3 separate regions of the Homo sapiens genome follow, and regions 1 and 3 are each linked to region 2. Evidence: read pairs that join two places in POLR2A ChIA-PET (ENCODE). Cell type or tissue: MCF 10A. All regions are shown on one strand.

The links. Peaks named below come from ENCODE experiments on the same cell type or tissue, not always from the same donor. Only the 100,000 strongest peaks of a DNase experiment are listed, where the experiment ranks them.
Region 1: POLR2A ChIA-PET joins it to region 2 with 10 read pairs; 11 of 35 experiments call an interaction of 5 or more read pairs at or near these places.
Region 3: POLR2A ChIA-PET joins it to region 2 with 10 read pairs; 11 of 35 experiments call an interaction of 5 or more read pairs at or near these places.

What each region holds. Positions count from the first base shown.
Region 1 is chr19:57,818,536-57,821,035 of GRCh38, forward strand. No RefSeq gene overlaps it. Among named protein-coding and RNA genes, the nearest start is that of ZNF552, 4.9 kb to the left of the region's middle. RefSeq lists an enhancer at 1,145-1,374. In MCF 10A, no CTCF peak of the experiment used is centred here; a DNase peak (open chromatin) is centred at 1,136.
Region 2 is chr19:57,680,628-57,683,127 of GRCh38, forward strand. ZNF551 (zinc finger protein 551) reads left to right here and starts at 1,350. Exons shown (of 3, transcript NM_138347.5): 1 at 1,350-1,617. The coding sequence starts at 1,537. RefSeq lists an enhancer at 1,042-1,665 and a silencer at 1,721-1,790. In MCF 10A, a CTCF peak has its summit at 1,075; a DNase peak (open chromatin) is centred at 1,284.
Region 3 is chr19:57,813,473-57,815,972 of GRCh38, forward strand. ZNF552 (zinc finger protein 552) reads right to left here and starts at 1,441. Exons shown (of 3, transcript NM_024762.3): 1 at 1,239-1,441. The coding sequence starts at 1,271. RefSeq lists an enhancer at 1,716-1,765. In MCF 10A, no CTCF peak of the experiment used is centred here; a DNase peak (open chromatin) is centred at 1,489.

The sequences.
Region 1 (2,500 bases), 140 kb after region 2:
TCGGTTCTGACCAGAAAGGCGGGGACAACTCCAAGCAGGGAGGGGACTTCCAGGTCACATGTAGGTGAGAGACAAATAGTTGGATTCTTTTTAGTTTCTGATAAGTGTTTCCAAAGGAGGCAATCAGACTATGCACCTATCTCAGTGAGGAGAGCAATGACTGAATAGAATGGGAGGCAAGTTTGCCCTGAGCAGTTCCCAGATTGACTTTTCCCTTTAGCTTAGTAATTTTGAGGCCACAAGATTTTCCTTTCACAGATTCTATCAGCAGGAGAGTTGTTTTCTGTAGGAATCACAGAGATTCAGCTTTGCACTCCTGCTGTAGGGGAGCACATCCCTAACTTCCTTCATTTGCCTTAGGCACTCTAAGGCTTCTGAGGGCCTTCAGACACATTATAACACAACAACGCTTATCAGCTTCTGCTTCCAGTGCAGGTATTTTGCGACTGAACGACTGTTTCAAACGGTGTGGTAATTTGGATTTTTAGCCTTTGGGAGAATCCTAAATAATAGTTTCAGCTTGAGCTCCCTATTATTTACCTTGAGCTCCCCGAAATCTGAAGTAGTATTTTTCCAAATTCTTGAGTGATTAGTTACAGACACTAGTCTCCAGGAATCTCAATACGGCTTCTAAGGCTAGGTGAGACCCCTCCTCTGCCCTAGAAAGGCGCCTTTTTTTTTTTTTTTTTTTTTTTTTTGAGACAGAGTCTTGCTCTGTCGCGCAGGCTGGAGGGCAGTGGCGCGATCCCAGCTCACTGCAAGGAGGTTCACGCCATTCTCCTCCAGCCTCAGCCTCCAGAGTAGCTGTGACTATAGGCGCCCGCCACCACGCCCAGCTAACTTTTTTTTTTTGAATTTTTAGTAGACACGGGGTTTCACCGTGTTAGCCAGGATGGTCTCGATCTCCTGACCTCGCGATCCGCCCGCCTCAGCCTCCAAAAGTGCTGGGATTACTGGCGTGAGCCACCGCGCCCGGCCTCAGGGCGCGCTTTTAAGGAGAGTTCCTGACATGACGGTGGGCTTTTCCTGCAGATGCACCTCTGGGTAGCGCCCTCTTTACAGCCTTGAAACCTGGTCAACTACATTACTCAGAAAGCTCTGCGTTGAATGAATGCCGTCAGAGCCAATGAGGGCTCGGAAAGAAGCATTTCCGTGTGTGCGCCTAATGTAGGGCCGAGACTTCCGGGGTCCTCTTGTAGCGGCCACGTTGATCTGCGATACGCGTGTTTGCCCAGTGAGTGGCCCCGGACTGCTACGTGGGACTGCGGTGAATGAACCCAGAAGGTGGAGAGGAACCGTTCTCGGTGCACAGAGGCGGCTCTGCAGCCCGGTGAGGGCGCCTGCTGCTCCCGGGCAGTGCTTTCCCCAAGTAGTCCGATGGCTGCGGCTGCGCCGAGGCGCCCTACTCAGGTAATTGTGGCGTTTTCTGTGCCCTCAGGTCACCTCATCGTCACCCAGGTCCTAAACCAGCGAGGGAGAGGCTCCTGCTCACGGGTCTGTAGCCGGTACCCGGCGTAGGGACACTGAGGCGCTGGCAGGAGGGGTCCCTGTGTAAACGTCCAGTGGATTCACCTTGCCAGCTGCCTAGAGAGAGCCGATTTGTGAAGACAGGGGAATTGTAAGGAGAAATAGTAATTCACGCAGAGCCGGCTGTTCGGGAGACAGGAGTTTTATTATTATTCAAATCAGTCTCCCCGAGCATTTCTGGATCAGAGTTTTCAAAGTTAATTTGGCGGGTAGGGGCTTGGGAAGTGGGGAGTGCTGAACGGTCAGGTTGGAGATGGATTTATAGAGGGTTGAAGTGAGTTTTTCATGCTGTTTTCTGTTGTGGGTGGGATGGCAGAACTGATTGACCCAGATTACCGGTCTGTGTGTTGTCAGCTGATCCATCCAGTGTAGGATCTCCAAAATACCTCAAGCACTGATCTTAGCTTTTACAATTGTTATGTTATCTTCAGGAGCAACTTGGCGAGGTTCAGACTCTTGGAGCCAGAAGCTACATGACCCCTAAACGGTAATTTCTAATCTTATAGCTAAACTGTTAGTCCTGCAAAGGCAGGCTGGTCCCCAGGCAAGAAGGGAGTCTTTTCAGGAAAGGGCTGTTATCAATTTTGTTTCAGAGTGAAACCATGAACTGAATTCCTTCCCTAAGTTAATTCAGCCTGTGCCCAGGAATGAACAAGGACAGCTTAAAGGTTAAAAGCAAGATGGAGTCGGTTAGGTCTGATTTCTTTCACTGTCATAATTTCCTCAGTTATAATTTTGCAAAGACGGTTTCACCTGTGTTTGACATCAGTGCGATGCGGTGGGGAGAGCAACAGGCACAGGGAGGGGCCTAGGCGATGGTCTGGAGATGGAGGCAGCTGGGAGGATGGAACCTGGGGTCCACAGGCACCTGTCGGGAACAAAGTTTGAGGCAGAGCTACTCCTGGAAGAGCACACAGGCTGAGGGCTGTGCATTCATCATGAGGACACTAGAAGCCATGGAGAGTTTTGAAGA
Region 2 (2,500 bases):
CAACATGCAAAAGTCAACATGTAAAACTCATATGCCCTTCCATACACTAACAATGAAAAATCTGAAAAGGAAATTAAGAAAACAATATCATTTGCAATAGTAATGTATATGGTCAAATGATCTCAACAAGGCTACCAAGACCACTCAATGGGGAAACGATGATCTTTTCAGCAAATGATGCTGGGAAAATGAAATATTCACATGCTAAGGAATGAAGGTGAACCCTTACCTAACACCAAAAACACAAATGAACTCAAAATGGACTAAAAACCTAAACATAAGACCCAAAACTATAAAACACTTAAAAGAAAATATAGGGTGAAAGTTTTATGACATTGAATTTGGCCATAATTTCTTGGATTTGACACCAAATACACATGTGACAAAAGAAAAATAGACCAATTAGACTTCATGAAAATTAAAACTTTAGTATATCAAACAATAACAAAGTGAAAGAGGAACCTATTTAATGAGAACAAAATACAGGTTGAATATCCCTGAGCCAAAAATCTAAAATCCAAAATGCTCCAAAATCCAAATTTTTTTTTTCTTTTTTTTTTTTTGGAGACGGAGTCTCCCCCTGTCGCCCAGGCTGGAGTGCAATGGCGTGATCTCGACTCACTGCAACCTCTGCCTCCCAGGTTCAAACGATTCTCCTGCCTCAGCCTCCCAAGTACTGGGATTACAGGCGCTCGCCACCATGCCCGGCTAATTTTTGTATTTTTAGTAGAGACAGGGTTTCACCATGTTGGCCAGGCTGGTCTCGAACTCCTGATCGCGTGATCCACCCACCTTGGCCTCCCAAAGTGCTGGGATTACAGGCGTGAACCACTGCGCCCGGCCCGCCCGACTAATTTTTGTATTTTTAGTAGAGATGGGGTTCCGCCATGTTGGCCAGCCTGGTCTCGAACTTCTGACCTCAGGTGATCCGCCCGCCTCGGCCTTCTAAAGTGCTGGGATTACAGGCGTGAGCCACCGCGCCCAACCCCCTGAAATAATATTTGTTTGCCTCTAGGGGCACCCTGAGCTTCGTGGAGTCTGAAATAATGTCTCTAAACACTTAAGTGATCAGTTACGGAAAACACTTCCCAGAAATCTGGGAAAAGCCCCTTTAAGAAGGAGTAAATACCTCCTTCTCCCCTAGAGGCCGAAGTCGCCATTTCCCTGCACGGGGCACAGCACCTCAGAATACAAGTTCGCAGAGGTCAAAGCAGTGGACACACTCCGAAGAGCTCCGTGGAGTTTTGGAAACTACATTATCCAGAGTGCAGAGCGCAAAACGGCGGCGGAGTTGAGCCAATGACAGCCCAGGATAGCAACACTTCCGCGCACGCGCAGCGCGACGGGCCGGAACTTCCGGCGTCCTCCTCGTGGCGGTCATTTTGGCCTCTGTCCTGTTTGTCCAGCCCGCCAGTTTCTGCAGTGGAGGTCGCGACTGAGGGACGGGACAGAGAAGTCGCGAAAGTGGGCCAGAGGTTCTGCGACACCACCTCGGGTGAGCTGCGCCAGGCCCGGGATAGGGACTGTTGTGTTCGAATGCCCGCCCCGGTCGGCCGCCGCTCCCCGCCTAGTCCACGGAGCTCAATGGCGGCAGTCGCGCTGAGGGACTCGGCTCAGGTGAGTTGTGCGTCCTCCGGGTCTCGCCTACCTCCCCCAGCAGAAGCCTTAAGGCCCAGTGAGGGATGCCTGCTCACAGCCCTGCAGCCCAGGCCCCAGTACCCTGGACAAGAAGGCGCTTGTGGATTGGACCCGTTTGTGACGCCCAGTGTGTACGGAAATGTGACGGGCAGTTGACTGGCGCGTGCAGAACTTGGAGCTGCGACTAAGCTGGGGGGGATTCAGGAGCCTGGGGTCCGTCTCGGGTCTGCAGGAACATAGAGTGAGGCAGAGTTGCACCTGACGAATTTGACGATTCTGAGGACACTGGCAGCCTTCGAGATTTGTGAACAGATAGGGACACTGGGCTAGGATTTCCTAAAGCTATCCAAAAGTTGCTCAGGGGAAGAACAGGCTGAAGAGAGGTAATAGTAGTTAGGCATAGGAAGACTGAGTTCTTGTCCAAGCTCACGCAGCTGGTAAAGTCAGCACTGAGAACTGAGGTGCGGAGATAGTGCAGCCAGCCCAGGCCACCTGGCTCCAAAACTGGACCAGGGTCATTGGGCGACCTGAGCCTCGCCACTCGTCTAGCCTTGGGCCCTGAGACTTTGAGCAAATACAAAGCCCAGAGTCTTAAGTCCAGGTTAGATTATATGAAGCTGTTGGCAGCCGGGGGAAAGGAGATGTAGAAGGTTGTCCAAGGCAAAGTTACCAGTATATGCTAAGTTTGGAGAGGAGGCTAAGATAGTTCAGGAACCTACAATTATTTTCTTTTCATGAGAACAGGGAGCAGTGTAGTAGAAGTCAGACCCGGAATGGTTCCCTGAGAAGTTGAGTTGTCTATTCGTTACTTAATAGTAACAGTGGGAGGTTTGGAGTGGAAGAGGGAGGTGATCTGGTTCTG
Region 3 (2,500 bases), 130 kb after region 2:
ACAATCCATCTCTCCCACACATCTACTCTCGCACATCCTCCTCTCAAGGTCCTCAAACATAGGAGAAACTAGGCCCACTGGTCATGGGGTACAGCCACCAACAACAATAGTTAGTTGAACAAATAGGTATCTGTGCGGTGGCTGTGATATAAGAGTCCACCCCCTCCTGACAGGCACTTCCCCTAGTATGGCCGAGGTCATGGAAAGCCCAATGTGGCACCTTCAGCACAGCAGAGATACCCTCTCTGAACGCACCTCATTCTTTTTTTTTTTTTTTTTTTTTTTTTTTTGATACGGAGTCTCGCTCTGTCACCCAGGGTGGAGTGCAATGGCGCGATCTCGGCTCACGCAACCTCCGCCTCCCGGGTTCAAGCGAGTCTGCTGCCTCAGTTTCCCAAGTAGCTGGGATTACAGGCATGCGCCACCACGCCTGGCTAATTTTGTATTTTTAGTAGAGACAGGGTTTCTCCATGGTTGGTCAGGCTGGTCTCTACCTCCGGACCAACCCGCCTAGGCCTCCCAAAGTGCTGGGATTACAGGAGTGAGCCACTGCACCCGGCCCCACCCTCCACTTTCTTGTATGCGTTCCTTAAATGCTTCTACAGCCATAAAGGCCTGAGGGAAGAGGCTGACTTTACAGGACTGTGTCCCTGATAGGATCTGGTAAGCTCAGGCCTCCCTGAACGCTTTTGTGTCCACGGAGCCAGGTGACCTTGGACTATTGTCTAACCTGCGTGTCTCAGCACAAAGTGTCATCTCTACCACCTATATGATCTACAAGGATTCAATCTCAAAGGGCCCCAACGTCATCCCCTCTCTACTCTGTTATTTATTTGGCCTTTAGGAAACTTTAAAAGCCTGGACTTTGATCCAGTCCCTTCTTTCTTGGAAATTCTCCTATTTCTAGTGTCCTCGCAATGATTTCACAGCCCCCAGCCTCCTTGCTTTTCCAGGAGGAGTTCCGCCTCACAGGTTGTTCCCTACAGGCGCCTGTGGACCCCAGGTTCCATCCTCCCGGATCCGTCCATCTCCAGGCCATTGCCCGCGCCCCTCCCTGTACCTGTCGCTCTCCCCACCGCATCCCACGGGTGTCTGAAACAGGGATCCCTCCCGAGAGCGCCTCAGTGTCCCGACGCCGGGTCCGGGTTGCAGAGCCGTAAACAGGTGCCGCTCCCTCGCTGCTTTAGGACTTGTGTGACTAGGAGGTGACCGGAGAGCACGGAAGGCGCCACAATTACCTGAACGGGGAACCTTAGCGCGGCCGCCGCCATGGGACCACGTGGGGTAAGCTGGGTTGAGAGCAGCGGGCGCCGTTAAAGAGCTGCAGAGTCACGTCTGTGCAAAGAGAAGAACGACTCTCGACCTCCTGGATCCAGTCACCACCACGGTCCCAACACAGCGCTCCAAGGACTCCCTAACGCCAATGGAAATGGTCGCTACTAAAGGGCGCCGGGAGTCCCGCCTCTACCTTACTTGCGCACACGGAAACGCCTTCAATGTGAACTCTCACTGGCTCTGCCGTGCTGTCATTTGACGCAGAGCTTTCTGGGTAATGTAGTTTCCCAGGTTCCAAGGCCGTAAAGAGAGAGATTCCCAGGGGCGCTTCGGAAGGAAAAGCCCAGCTCCACCTCCGGGGCCCTCAGGGAAGCCTCCTGACCCGCACGGTGGCGCGCGCCTGTAATCCCAAATTTTGAGAGGCTGAGGTGTCAGGACTGCTTGAGCCCAGGTGGTCCAGGCTGCACTGAGCTATGACTGCACCACTGCACTCCAGCCTGGGCGACAGAACCTGTCTCAAAAGAAAAAGAAATGTTAATTAAGCGTTTGTGCTGTTAAGGGAGGAGACCACCTCTCATATTGTTTTATGCCCAATTTCTGCCTCCAAAGAAACAAGTAAAAACTAAAAGGCAGAAATGAAATCCACAGGCAGACAGCCAGGTGCCAACCCTGGGCCTGGTTAAAGATCGACCCCTGACCAAACCGGTTATGTTATCTATGGATTCCAGACATTGTATGGAAAAGCATTGTGAAAATCCCTGTCCTGTTCTGTTCCGTTCTGATTACCACTGCATGCAGCCCCCAGTCGTGTACCCCCTGCTTGCTCAATCGATCACAAACCTCTCATGTGGACCCCCTTAGAGTTGTAAGCCCTTAAAAGGGACAGGAATTCCTCACTTGGGGAGCTTGGTAGTTGGAGATGTGAGTCTTGCCAAAGCTCCAGGCTGAATACAGCCCTGCGGCTTGTCCTGCTACATTTCTTGGTTCCCTGACTGGGAAGCCAGGTGATTAACAGATAGTCGAGGCAGCCCCTTAGGCAGCTTAGGCCTGCCCTGTGGAGCATCCCTACAGGGGACTCTGGCCAGCTTGAGGGACGCAGAACCTGAGAGCACTCCCGGGTAGGCAATTGCCCCAGTGGAACACCTCGCCAGAGTGGCGTGTGGCAGGCCCCCACAGAGGATCAATGCAGCGGCTGAACACTGGGAAGGAACAGGCACTTGGAGTC